Regions from separate parts of the Homo sapiens genome. Here region 1 is linked to region 2. Evidence: chromatin contacts called from ENCODE Hi-C or POLR2A ChIA-PET data. All regions are on one chromosome and are shown on one strand. Each heading gives the region's core, a stretch centred on a gene start or an enhancer-like site at or near the end of the contact. The rest is flanking DNA. Distances are from core to core; before and after follow the strand shown.

Region 1 (6,792 bases), core at 905-3,404, 400 kb before region 2:
AGATACCCCAAGTTTATTTGCTATGTATACATATATATTATTTTATACAAGTTTCACAATTATATAAGAATAATGAGGCCTTAACCAATCTTATCCCTGAAAACTTATATTTATTCAGCCTTCTTGAAGGTCAAGAGGTATCCTTTCCTTCCCAGGCTTCCTTTATCATCTTACCAACACTGAGGTGAACTATCAGCAGAATAGGGAGGTGGGTGGTGGTGGTATTGTCTATCCGGAGTTGGGGATTAGGGAGGGAGATGACCATGAGAAAAGGGGTCTGAGTCTCACTGAAAGACTATCTATGAGGTCCATCTGGGCAGGGAGGAATGAGGGCAAAAGAACTAAAGGGCTTTATGTCCTCCAGGGATGTAAAGAAGAGGTGAGGGGCAGTGAAGACTGGGAAGGATAGAGGGGTGGGAGGTGGTAGTCACAGCAGGGAATTCCGGACTTAACACAAGTCTGTCTCAACCTTTTCCTTGATGGTATGTATATATCTATTTTTTTCTTTCATTTTAATTGTTAATGAGATCTAGGTATCACTTCCTTGGGGGAAGTAAGTTCTTTCATGTTAGCAGCCCATATCACTTCACTATATTCTGCTTACAAAGGGGTTTATTCATTTAATGGTTTATTTGCTCAGATTGACTCTTAATACTTGTACAGGTAGTTTTTCCAGGCTTGCTTGCATATGGCTCTGAGGTGACATTTGATTGACAGCTCTGCTATACAACAATAGTGGGAGACCTATAGGATTACAAGGGAAGGGAAGAAGAGAACTAGGGTTTATTGAGCACCCACTATACATTTGACATTTTCAGCATATAATTTTCTTTACTTCTAATAACTCATGAGAGTTTATTATACCAGTTTTTAGAAATGAGAAACCTGAAGTTCAAAGAGATTATATAACTTATCCAAGATCACTGATTTAGCAAGTCTACGCCCTTGCCACTCTACTTGGTGGACACACCCATGAGGATGCTGCCATTCAGACTGAATTGAACTTCCTCTATAAAATTCTGGGGATGTCAAAGGTAACCTCATGTAACCAGATCAAATAAAATAATGTATGCATTTAGTACAGTGCCTGGCACATAGTAGATGTTGAATCACACACGTGGCCTTGCTTGGGAAACACGTAAGAATTTTCTGTGTGTAACCATGAAAAGATAAAGCTTTAATGGTGTTTGCTTTTGCACTGAAGCCAAAGATCTATGAAACTGACTTGTCTGCTTGATCAGGCTCCCCGAACTGCAAGTGGATACCCTAGGCCAATTGCTCCATTTTGGTATTAAGTAAAGAATTATCATATTAAGTAAAAAAAAAAAAAAAGTGACATCTACCTTGAAGAAGTATAAAGAAAAAAAACAGGCCAGGTGTGGTGGCTCACGCCTGTAATCTCAGTGCTTTGGGAGGCCAAGGCAGGCAGATCACCTTAGGTCAGGAGTTCGAGACCAGCCTGGCCAGCATGGTGAAACCCTGTCTCTACTAAAAATACAAAAATTAGCTGGGCATGGTGGCCCATGCTGGTAATCCCAGCTACTTGGGAGGCTGAGGCAGGAGAATTGCTGGAACCTGGGAGGCAGAGGCTGCAGTGAACCGAGATCACTGCATTCCAGCCAAATAATATAACAACTGACTTTTCTTTGTTGCCCCAGAAGGTAAACAAGGGCAAATAAGTGGAAGTTACAGAAAGGCAGACTCCAACAATATTTAGAGAGACATTCTAGTTGTCACATGTTCCCCCAAAAAATGAAGGCCACTGAATATGTCCAGGCTGACCAGGGAGCCATCTGGCCAAAGTGGAATGTGACAGGATCCTGTGCTGGGCTGGATATTGGACTACAATAATCTGATGTAGTGTCCTTGCCAAATTTCTGTGGCTTTTTTGTAGGCTGGGGAGAACAGTTCTATTTACTTCCTGGGTAATTTCAGGACATCTCAACCTTGGAATTTATATGAATTTTGCTTGATGGAAGATGGTTTTCCTCTTTAAAAGCCACTTTTCCCACTTGTCTTTCCCTGCACCTTTGAGGGAGGAACCGTGTTGAGCATCTGCTCCCGGATTTATGTCCTGTCCTCCAGCTATGAAGAACACCCCCGTTCCTATGGGGGCGGGAGGTTTGGCTCTCCTTTTAGAAATTCCCTTCTGTGCTGCACTAATCACACCCTCGGTACATTTCACATCTTATTTTTAGGAACAAAGTATAAAGAATCCCAGCACCAACAGCAGTTTCTGTGGCAACCTGCATCGCCCCCCTTGCTTGTCCAGCTGTGCAGAATTAAATTCTAAAAGAGGCCATTTTACATCATGTGAAGGAGATCCACAGCGAAGGTTCTCTTTAAATGAAGGTGTTCTTCTAAGTTAAGAGGGAACTAGATGGGAATTAGGTTGGGGGGTAGGTGGTTGAATAAAAGAACTGGAACTTTTACTTAGAACTCGAACTCTTATAAAATCCCAGGTGTGCACAGGCATGCTCTAGTTGCCCTGATTTTTTTCCACAGGACATCATTTCAGAAACAAAAATAGCATTTAGACCAATGAAAACTAGGTTTGAATATTTATATCAGAAGAGTTTGTTGATAAGTTCCTTCTCACCCCCTCCCTTCATGGGGTCTTTCTGCATAACCTTCTAGGCTAGAGCAGATTACAAATTGACATGCTTCTCATCTTCTCTTGAATAGTTCTTTCAAGCTGCTATGCCAGCTACCAGGAGGAGCTCACCAAACTCCCTCTCCCTAGCACAAGCAACACAGGGATTGTCTTCCTGGGCCAGGCCTAAAGGTGGGCCTATTAAAGCAACTCCCTAAGAGTGTAATTTGGCGGACACCAACAGACTATGAAAATAATCCCCCCAAGGCCTTTTCATGTCTCAGTTATCATTGTAACCACTGTTCTGGGATAATTTGCTTCCATATGATTCTAGAAAATTGTGAATATGCTTCTGCAAGGAGTAATATTTTAGAATCAAATCTATATTTATTTTTGTTTGCTTCTAAGAAAACATGAGGTAGCCCATATTTAAAAAGATCTTTACCCTTAGACCATTATTATAGATACCACAGAAAGAGTTAAACATGCCCTGAACACAGACTAATATTATTACTATGCTTAAACATTAATTGAGCTCTAAGTTTCCTGAAGCTGGCCAAATAAAATTATTATTAGAATTTATTATACAATTATCACCTATTAAAAGAAAAGACATCAGTTTGTCTATACCTACTATACCTACTTGGTAATTTTGCCTAAGGCCAGTCCTAGGAAAGAGAGATTTTTCCGGTACTAAATTCTTAAAAGAGATTATTATATGTAGGCAACAAAAGAATGCACTTTTGTTCAACAGTCAGGAAAAGATGAAAATTATTCTTCACATGGCCAGTTATTATATTAACTTTTGAGAAACCTGAAGTTATAACCTCAAAATAATACACAGTGAAGCCACCAGTGTAATTCATTAAAACATTTAACAGTCAAAATACATTAACTCAATCTACTTAAGCAGATTAGCTCCAGGAATGTTTTGGAGGAAAAAAGGCTCTAAGGGAATGTGACATAAAAAGCTAGATTTTGATAGTAACAAGTGGCAATGATTGTCAATTTATGAGGTCTATATTACAGATTCATTAGAGAAACAGAGCCAATAGGATACACACACACATGGATGGATAGGTAGGTAGATAGATAGATAGATAGATAGATAGATAGATAGATAGATAGATAATTTATTATGGGAATTGACTTACATGATTATTGAGGCCAAGATGTGTCATATGATCCATCTGAAAGCTAGAGAAGTAGGAATGCTGGTGATGTAATTCAGTCCAAGTCTAAGCCCTAAGAACCTGGGCTGGGATTGGGGCGTGGGGTGCTAATGTAAGTCCTGGAGTCTGAAAACCCTAGAACCTCTAACATCTGTGGGTAGGAGAAGATGGATGTCTCAGCTCAAGAAGAGAGAAGTAATTTACCCTTCCTCTGTTTTTTTGTTCTCTTTGGGCCCTTGATAGATTGGATGATGCCCACTCACATTGGTGAGGGCATTTTCTTTACTCAGTCTACTGATTCAAATGCTAATCTTTTCCAAAAACACCCTCACAGGCACACCAAGAAATAATTTTACCAGCTATTTGGACATCCCTTAGCCCAGTCAAGCTGATACATACACTAACCATCACAGCAGTGGTCCCCAACCTTTTTGGCATCAGGGACCAGTTTCATGGAAGATAATTTATCCACAGACTGTGGGGAGGGAGATGGTTTCAAGATGATTCAAGTACATTACATTTATTGTGCACTTTATTTCTATTATTATTACATTGTAATATATATATAATGACATAATTATACAACTCACCATAATGTAGAATCAGTGGGAGCCCTGAGCTTGTTTTCCTGCAACTAGATGGTCTCATCTGGGGGTTATGAGAGACAGTGACAGATCATCAGGCATTGAATTCTCATAAGGAGTATGCAACCCAGATCCCTCACATGTGCAGTTCACAATAGGCTTTGCACTCCTATGAGAATCTAATGCCACTGCTGATGTGACAGGAGGCAGAGCTCAGGCAGTAATGCAAGTGATGGGGAGAGGCTGTAAATAGAAACAAAGCCTTGCTTGCTTGCCCACCACTTGCCTCCTACTGTGTGGCCCAGTTCCTAAAAGGCCGTGGACCAATACCAGTCCATGGCCCAGGAGTTGGGGACCCCTGCATTATAGGATCATAAAATATAGTGGGAGTGAGGCTGAGAATTGAGCATGAGGAACTGATTTTTTTAAAGAAGAGAGAAGGGCAACTACAGAAAGAGTAGAAGGACGCCTGAAAATAGGAAGTGAGAGGTGTCAAAGACAAACTACATACCTACTTGGTAATTTTGCCTAAGGCCAGTCCTAGAACATGCAACTCTTTGATGACCAGATTTGGCAGTTACCAGCAAAGGGACAACCACAACTCCAGTGACTTCCATGTGGTTCTATTATGCATGAAACACATTTGTGGTGGTAAAATGTCTCTGAAAGTTGTAAATGAAAACTGTGGTCTCAAAATTGCCTCTCTAGGAGAAGAAAATTGATCCCCAAACTTTCTTAACCATTCTTTCTTTCATTGGAAGTTTAAAAATAGAGTGTTTTTGTTTTGGTTTGGTTTCAGAAAGTCATTAGTAGTCCAGAAACAAATATGTGAAAACTGAGTTCAAGTCACTTCCATACTGCAATATTGCAATTTTTCATTAGTGTATTACTCAGGCAGTATGTGTTGGGTTGCAGAAAATATTAGACCTGTTTCAAAAAACCAGCACAAATTAAATACTAATTTTAAGGGACACACCAAAAAAATGACTTTTTAAAAAACTCAGTCTAAATTTTCTCTTCACCCCCAAATTTTGGTAATACTCAGATATCAGCAAAATGGATTTAGCCTATATCAGCAAAAAACCTTAATTTGGTTTGGCTCTATGTCCCCAACCAAATCTCATCTTGAATTGTAATGCCCACATGTTGAGGAAGATATCTGGTGGGAGGTGATTGCATCATGGGGCCGGGTTTCCCCCATGCTGTTCTCGTGATAGTGAGTGAGTTCTCAAGAGATCTGATGGTTTAAAAGTGTTTGGCAGTTCCCCTCCTTGCTCTCTCTCTCCTGCCACCATGCGCCTTGCTTCCCCTTTGCCTTCTGCCATGATTATAAGTTTCTTGAGACCTCTCCAGCCATGCAGAACTGTGAGTCAATTAAACCTCTCTTCTTTATAAATTGCCCAGTCTTAGGTAGTTCTTTTTAGCAATGTGGGAACAAACTAATACAGACCTTTATTTTCTGTCCTTTTGCTTTCAAAGGCAGTTGATTTTTAGGAGCAGAAATGAACTCATAGTCTCTAGGGTCCACTCCAATGTAAGTATTGTAATAGCTGTAGAACCAAATTTGATGACCAATAGTTGGCATACCATTTTGCATAGTATTTGTCTATATTAGTGCATTAGGGGAAAATGGTAAGGGGAGAAAGGGGAGTAGTTTATCCTTGAATTTTTTCCTCTTAATTAGATGTAAATTCATCAAAGGCAGAGGACACATTATTATCCATCCTGGAATCCAGAGTACCTAAAACAATAGCTTACATACAGGTGACAGGAAATATTTATTTAATGAACTGTTAATAAGACCAGTTACTCGAAGTATAGCCTATAACATCCCAGAAAAAAAAAAATCTGGCTCTGGATCAACCCTGGTTCTAGATTTAAAGAGTGTTAATTGGTTGGGCGAGATGGCTCTCGTCTGTAATCCCAGAGCTTTGGGAGGCCAAAGTGGGAGAACCACTTGAGGTCAGGAGTTTGAGATCAGCCTAGGCAACATAGTGAGACCCTGTCTCTACAAAAAATTATTTAAAAATTAGCCAGGTGTGGTGCATGTGTCTATAGTTCTAGCTACTTGGGAGGCTGAGGTGGGAGGATCACTTGAGCCTAGGAGTTTGAGGTTATAATGAGCTATGATTGTGCCACAGAGTGAGACCCTGCCTTTAAAAAATTTTTTTTAATAATAAGAATTTTAAAAGAGTGGTACTCTATTCACAATTTTGGAAGTGAAAAGAAATATTTCTAATTCCATGGGGATATGAGAAGAAAGTCAATGTATCATTTCTGCATCTTCATCCCCCTCATTGTGCCTGCCCATCACTTGCTCGGTTCATGTCAGCCTTCTCTTAGTAGGCTCTGTAGATAATTAAAGAATTTGTGTAGTCTTGTGGAAAAGTAGTTGAGGCTGAGGTGCATGACGTCGTAACAGGTGCTGGCAATGAGAGACAGT
Region 2 (6,771 bases), core at 3,083-5,582:
ATGGTGGTTTATCCTGATTTGGAAGGGGAACATTATCGAAGCTCTGGAGTTTCTCTTCTTGGGACAGATGAGATGTGAAATAACAAATGTGGCGTGTGAGCAACCCAGCTGTCATTTCTAAGGCCCGAAGGCATAGTATTTTCTTCATCTTTTTAACTCTCGAATCAGATGTTTTCCCCACGTGCTCTGTAGAGACTGTCACTCACTTCCACATTACTCCAGTGGAGGGTTGAAGCAAGGTTTCTCTACTGTCCCCTGCTCATAACCAAGCATTTGGCTTATGGAATAAAACCTAGATCATTAAACTAGGTCAGGTTGGACTGCCTCAAAGCCACCTTCCTCTGATTGGTGTGTCTCATAATAAGCTTTCCAGGGATGGGGTCTGAGACACCTCCAGGCAAGCTGGGCTTGTCTGCTTTCCTTTGAAGCCCACTTTAATTTTTGTAGTGATGCCAAATAGGAGAAATGGAAAATGGGAAAGAAGGAAAAATGACTCAGAAGCTTAACAATCCAGGGAGAATCATAAATACACTTTCAAGGAACTCAAACACTGAAACACTGAAAGCATGGCAGTCATTTATACTTTGTTTTGATAGCATTTCTTTTTGTTTTGTTTCGTTTCTGTTTTTGAGATGGAGTCTTGCCCTGTTGCCCAGGCTGGAGTGCAGTGGCGCAGTCTCGGCTCACTGCAGCCTCTGCCTCCTAGGTTCAACCGATTCTCCTGCCTCAGCCTCCCAAGTTTCTGGGACTACAGTCACGAGCCGCCACGCCTGGCTAATTTTTGTATTTAATAGAGTCCAGGTTTCGCCATATTGGCCAGGCATTTCATGTCCCTTCTTGGAGCTGGTGATTGGAGCAGATACTCTCACCTGTGGAAGCTCTGTGATGTCAATAATTTCGTTTCTTAATAAACCAAAAGCCTCCATGTTATCTGACATAGATAAGATTATTCCAGAATGACACCCTGAAAAATAAAGGTTCCATCTGGATGTGCTCAGAAAGTAAATAAACGTAGCCCCAGGGTTGCAGTTTTGGATCTCTTCCATTAGGCATGGTCAGAAAGGGTCAAGGCATTCTTTAACTTGAGTGGGTAAGAGTGTCTTATAATCCCCATGGTTCGGTGGACATCTGCTGTTCAGTTCTAAATCTCTGATTGAGATTGATGAGGAGAATCATAGTGTTTTCAGCGCTTAACCTAGCAAGGGCTGTTGACCGTGAATGTTCTCTCTGAACATCGTTAGCTTTGCTGTCTCTGTTCCCATCGTATCATGTTAAGTGCAATGAGGCGGATGCTCTAAATGGGAGAGGGATGTCTGAGTGTGTCATTCTTAGAGGTGACTATTTTTAAATGGTGTGATTAGTCCACTTCGTTATTGGTCACTTGCATGGTTTGGAAAATAAAGTGATGAGAAAACTTTAACCCATTTTTCTTTGTGTGTGCTAATGTCTTTATTCCAAAAAGGTTACATAGTTTAATAGATGTCTCTAGAAATTGACTTTATCATGTTCGTACGTTCTATGAAGGATATTAACTTAAAGTTTGCTTAAATTGGTTATTATAATAAGATAATGAAATAAACAATTTAATGCCTGGCAATGCAAAAATAAATGAGTAAATAAACCAAAACTCCACAGGGTCCCTGCTGGCTCACAATCTGTTACCTTTTATTGCTTAGAAAAAGAGCTGTTTTGAATCCACCACTGCATCTACCCTATGCACTACGTGGGGTAGTGAGTAGTAAACAACCAGGGAACCATTTCATCCACCGGTAGGTTTGGGATTAGATCACAATGGATTTTTAAAAGATAGTTGTTTTCTCCCACTGCTTTTTTTTTTTTTTTTTTTAACCTCTGAATAAGTGCAGCATGCAATAAGAGCTCCTTCGCCACTTCCATCCCCAGGACACAACTTTGTTCTTATACTGGGAAAATACTGTGGTTCATTATCCAAGGTTCTAAGTGTTCCTTTTAATCTTTTCCAAACCCCTATAGTCACTAATGGTGTATCTTGTTGTCTGCCACCAAAATTTAAGAATATGTAATAAATTAAGGATGGTTCTGCATTGCCTCTTATCTGACTAGCATCTGTGGGTGTCAGCTGCCAACAAGTAGCTCGGGTGTCTGGGCCGCTCCTGAATGGTCACAAGCTGACACACTGTCTTCTGATAAAAGGTACCTTCAAATATGCATGCAATTTTCAGTATAAATTTTGTATGCTTAAACACTTCCTGTAAGAGAATCACTCGACCTAATAAAATGACTTCACTGGGACTTTTTTAAAGCTGGATATAAATATCACTAGAAATTATATAGCTACCATAAATACTTCACTCTGAGCTTTGCTGAGCATGTTCAGAATGTGTCTGGCCACATTTGTGAAGATAGTGAAATCCGAGCTTGTCCCAGAGGGAAGGACATGGCGGGGAGGTGTTTAGTCAAAGAGGGTCGCCAGTCCTCCCTGGGAAACTGTAAAGTAATGGCTAAACCCCAGCATGGTTTCAATGGTGATAAAGGAACGGTCGTTCTTTTAGTTCTTATCTAATCAACTATTGTCGTTTTTATAATACGTGTACATAATCTCATTTAAAAGTCTACATGTCTGAGTTCAGACATACCTTGCTAAGACTCATGTTCAAACAGAATACATATCTGTTCTCGAGAGAGTATGAATATGTGGACAGCAAGACAACAGAAATCAAAGCATTGTCATCTTTTGTACTTTAATGAAACATTTTATTCTGATGCTGTACAAGGTGCTAAAAAATCTATAGCTGAGATAACATTTGAATAGAGTGAAGTATTTATTTTATTGCTTTAAAGCTCCAATTGTAGAAAAAGCTTAGCCTGTAGTTGTGGCGGTGGAGGTGGTGGTGGTGGTGGTGATGGCAGTGGTGATGGCAGCAGTGGTGGTGATGGTAACGGGGAAGGTGGTCAGTGTTGAACCTGAGACAAGTGATGTCAAAATGCTGAAGTCCTTCTTTAAGATCAAGAGATGACTCTCACCTCATGCACATTCCTTTTTATTTTGTACAACACCGATGCTTACAAAGAGATAAAATAATACAATTTTTTTTACTGTGGTTTCACATTTGCTATTTTATTTTACTGTTTTTAATTTTACAATGAGATCTTGATGCCGGGTTTCATATACGTAACTAGCTGTCATTAATTGCTTAGAATGTGTTGTGTCCGTTTCTTTGTTTTGTCATCTGCTTGTCTGATAGATCAGAGAGTGGAATGGTTAACAGAGGAATCACTGAGGTAGGGGAGGGTGTTTCAGACTAATTGATGTGGATACTGAGTATACAGTGCTGATTTGGTGTCTGTTGTATTACCATTTTCTAAGACTTCCTCCAAGGTGTCTCTTTGTTAATATGATGTCTCCCCATCCTGCTGGAAAACCCAGCTTAATAAACAGAACAAATGTGACCCCTCACCTTTTCCTGACCTTAATCCTCTGCAATTAAGTCAGATCCCTTGCTGCCATTGTTGGATTGCTCCCGTCATGTGCAGATATATACTCACGGTCCCATAAATCGTTCAGAATTAGAAGGCGTGCTCTGCATCTGACCTGATGGCTCATATACACCCACAGCCACCACAATTGGCAAACAGTGGTGGTTTATTTTGAGGTTGGTATAAGAGGCTGTGTCCGATGGCTGTGAGTGGCAGCTAAGAACTGAGATTCTCATGTCATGTGGCCTCAACTCTTGTCTCCTCTCTCAGACTGCTCACTAGAAGCTCAGCCCAAATATGTTAGAGGTGGGAAGCGTTACGGACGAAGGTCCTTGCCCGAGTTCCAAGAGTCCGTGGAGGAGTTTCCTGAAGTGACGGTGATTGAGCCACTGGATGAAGAAGCGCGGCCTTCACACATCCCAGCCGGTGACTGCAGTGAGGTAAGGAATCGGGCATGCACGTTCATCTGGATCATGAGTGTGGAGCCCCACGTCAGTGCAGCACAGAGACAGGGGAGCTGAGGGGGTTGATGGCACGATGTGGGCTTTTCTCAGTTACCAACTCCTTGCTAATCTTATTACTTGCCTTTTGGACATATATAATGTTTCTATCTTTTGAATGTTTTTACCTCGTTTCAGCTTTTGGAGAGCTGACATTTCTGTGCATGCGTCATGTACACATTTAGAGTTCAGGTATTTCCACATCATCTGAGGTCTCCCACTTCTAGTTCTTGAATATCTCTCTCCTCTATAGCATGATCATTTTTAGTTATTTAAAAGGCGAACCAGCTCCTCCCCCTCCCTTGCCCCAAACTATAAAACAGCATCTGTAGCAGGAAATGAAAGCAACGCGTTCAGGCATTTTGAAAGCCTGCATCTTATCTTTTGTAGTGTGATAAAGCAGCTCGAACACTTGGTTTTTGCCTCAAGATACTGAGCCTGGGGTGCTTTCCAGTGCCCAGCAGTTGCCATGGTTCTTTCTGCTGGATTCCTTGCACCCAGGCCTGTCTCGTTCTCCAGCATGTGGAGAGTCGCCAGCCTCCCTCATCCCCCATCTTTTCATTTTGCATATTGCCATAATCTACCAATAAAGGAGGTTCAGTAACATTTTCTTTATTCTTTCTTTATGGCTCATTTACCAGCATCCCATTTATAGAACATGATTGAAAATGCCATGCTGAGCAAGCTGTAAATATTTCTTGCAAATCCCAGCTCAGACTGGGGCTACAGATATTTCAGATACTAATATAAATTGGAAAAGAAACAAAGCGCCTCAACTTTCTGAAAGTGGTCTGTAGATTGCCAGTGGACTCTGTGTGTGTGTGTGTGTGTGTGTGTGTGTGTGCGCGTGCACCTGTGTGTTCATTGTGGTCTAACATCCATGTTCAGCTTACTGAAATCTACAGGAAGCTTGCTCCCAATAATGGCCCCAGCAATCAGACATCCAGTGTCCTCCTCAACTTTCCAGAATACCCCAAAATCCAAAAATAACAAAAAAGAGCCCAAGTGTTGAGCCCAAGTGTTGGCAATAAATACGGAAATTTATAAGGACACATGACCAGTCTGCTGATCGGGGTCTGCATCATTTTTTTTTAAAAAAACAAATGACACTTGTCCTTCACCACAAGTGAAGCAGCAGTGGCAGAAATGTTATTGAGAAGAGAGGGAGAAAAGCAACTAAAAGAGAGAAGAGAGAAAAAAAAAACCCACAAAAGTGGTATAAGAGTAGTGTGGATGAGAAGTGACAGCTGAAAATAGAAAAAGCCAAAAGCAGAAAAAGCTGAGAACAGTTTCAGGAGTCCTTCTCCTTTCTTGGGTCTCTTTGCGAATTGAGATAGGGGTCTTTCCCCAGTAAAACACATATACTCATATGCACAAAAATTTTACATATACAATCTCAGGGATGCAAGTAATTTACATACTTCAGTTAGTACAGTGTTCGTAATAGTTTTCTTATTGTCAGGAAGGGTATCATAAAGTCTGTTCTATAACCCTGAGTGGTGTGGAATGTACTTCTTTATGAAAAAAATGGTTAAATGTCTCAGTACTTGAGCAGGTAAGTTTTTGTTATTTGGAAAACACTTTTAAGTTTAATAACTCATTTCCCCAACTATTTCAGTCCCCAGGGTATTATTTGGTACTAAGAAAGTAAATGCTTACTTTTTTTTTGACATGAGTTTCTAGTCCTCATCTAGGAATACGCAGAAAGCTGTTGGGCAGAGCTGACTTTGTTGCTGGCAACATGTTTCTTATATCCTTGTTATATGTTATCTACTGGTGCCCAGGGAGATTTACTATTTTTAAAGTGAGACTTTGATTTCATGTATAAATAAAGATAAGAGTTGAGGCCTGAGCCTGGGCAAAATCTTGTGGCTTATGTCTCAGTAAAATGGTATTTTGGGAGTATCATTTCACCCTTGATGTACTTACAACTTCCCTTAACTCCTCCAGAAACCTCTTAGATATGACCTCTTGATGCTATACACAGAAGCTGTAGCATTCACCACCCTCCATCAGCAGAACTGCAAATAGAGGCCCGGAGAGGGTCATTTCTCTGGATTTCTGTTCTCAGCGAGGACTCCAACTGACTCAACTTCGCTATTCTGTTATATCCCACACCAGAGCAATGCCTGTAGGAATACAAGATAACACCTTTGTACCACACCTTTTTTAATTACCAAAAGTGGACTCACACCAAAGCTCATCCAACTGCTTTCTTGCCTAAAAAGAAAGTGTTTTGTAAGCTGAATTGTGCCTGTCAGTTTTCAAATCACTTCATCTCTTTAAAAAATTAAGTTTCAGTGCTGGGCATGGTGGCTCATGCCTCCCAGCACTTTGGGAGGCCAAGGCAGGAGGATCACTTGAGCCCAGGAGTTCAAGACCAGCCCGGGCAACATAATGAGACCTTGTTTCTACGAAACTCAAAAAAATTAACTGAGCATGGTGGTGCATGCCCTTTGGTCCCAGCTACTGGGGAGGCTGAGGTGGAAGGATTGCTTGAACCCAAGAGACAGAGGTTGCAGTGAGCCGAGATCGTGCCACTGCACTCCAGCCTGGGTGACAGAGCAAGACCTTGTCTCCAAAAAAAAAGTAATAGCTTCACACAAGACATTTTCGATGTTCCTGTTGGCGGTTAAAAAAGGCAAAGCCCAGCTTTGCACAGCAGCTGTGGTTATGGGTCACACTCACTGCCTTCACACCTGTGTATGCAGGAATCTTGTGGTACAGCCTTGTCAATGCATCAGTCTTGTTACTTACTGTTATGGCAAGACAGCATTCCTGTTTCTGGTCAGTTTCCATATTAGGCTTAGCAGTT

Evidence for each region. A loop is a pair of places that touch in the nucleus more often than their neighbours do. ChIA-PET counts read pairs that join two places held with the same protein, here RNA polymerase II (POLR2A). Pooled maps may share reads with other maps.
Region 1: a loop to region 2 is called in a map with no recorded cell type, with 3 times the contacts of the local background. The contact joins two enhancer-like sites. A Hi-C loop is called at or near these places in 2 of 37 single-sample maps with no recorded cell type and 2 of 50 pooled maps. POLR2A ChIA-PET finds 5 or more read pairs at or near these places in 1 of 52 experiments (PC-3).

The regions. Positions count from the first base shown.
Region 1 is chr14:51,184,078-51,190,869 of GRCh38, reverse strand. No RefSeq gene overlaps it. Among named protein-coding and RNA genes, the nearest start is that of TMX1, 53 kb to the left of the region's middle. Within about 2 kb of position 2,154, at least 3 of the 41 ENCODE cell types and tissues checked have a DNase peak (open chromatin) inside an H3K27ac peak, as active enhancers do.
Region 2 is chr14:50,789,837-50,796,607 of GRCh38, reverse strand. NIN (ninein) reads left to right here. Exons shown (of 31, transcript NM_020921.4): 5 at 3,727-3,896. Among named protein-coding and RNA genes, the nearest start is that of NIN, 38 kb to the left of the region's middle. RefSeq lists enhancers at 4,483-4,532, 5,899-6,038, 6,479-6,588 and a silencer at 5,275-5,334. Within about 2 kb of position 4,332, at least 11 of the 41 ENCODE cell types and tissues checked have a DNase peak (open chromatin) inside an H3K27ac peak, as active enhancers do.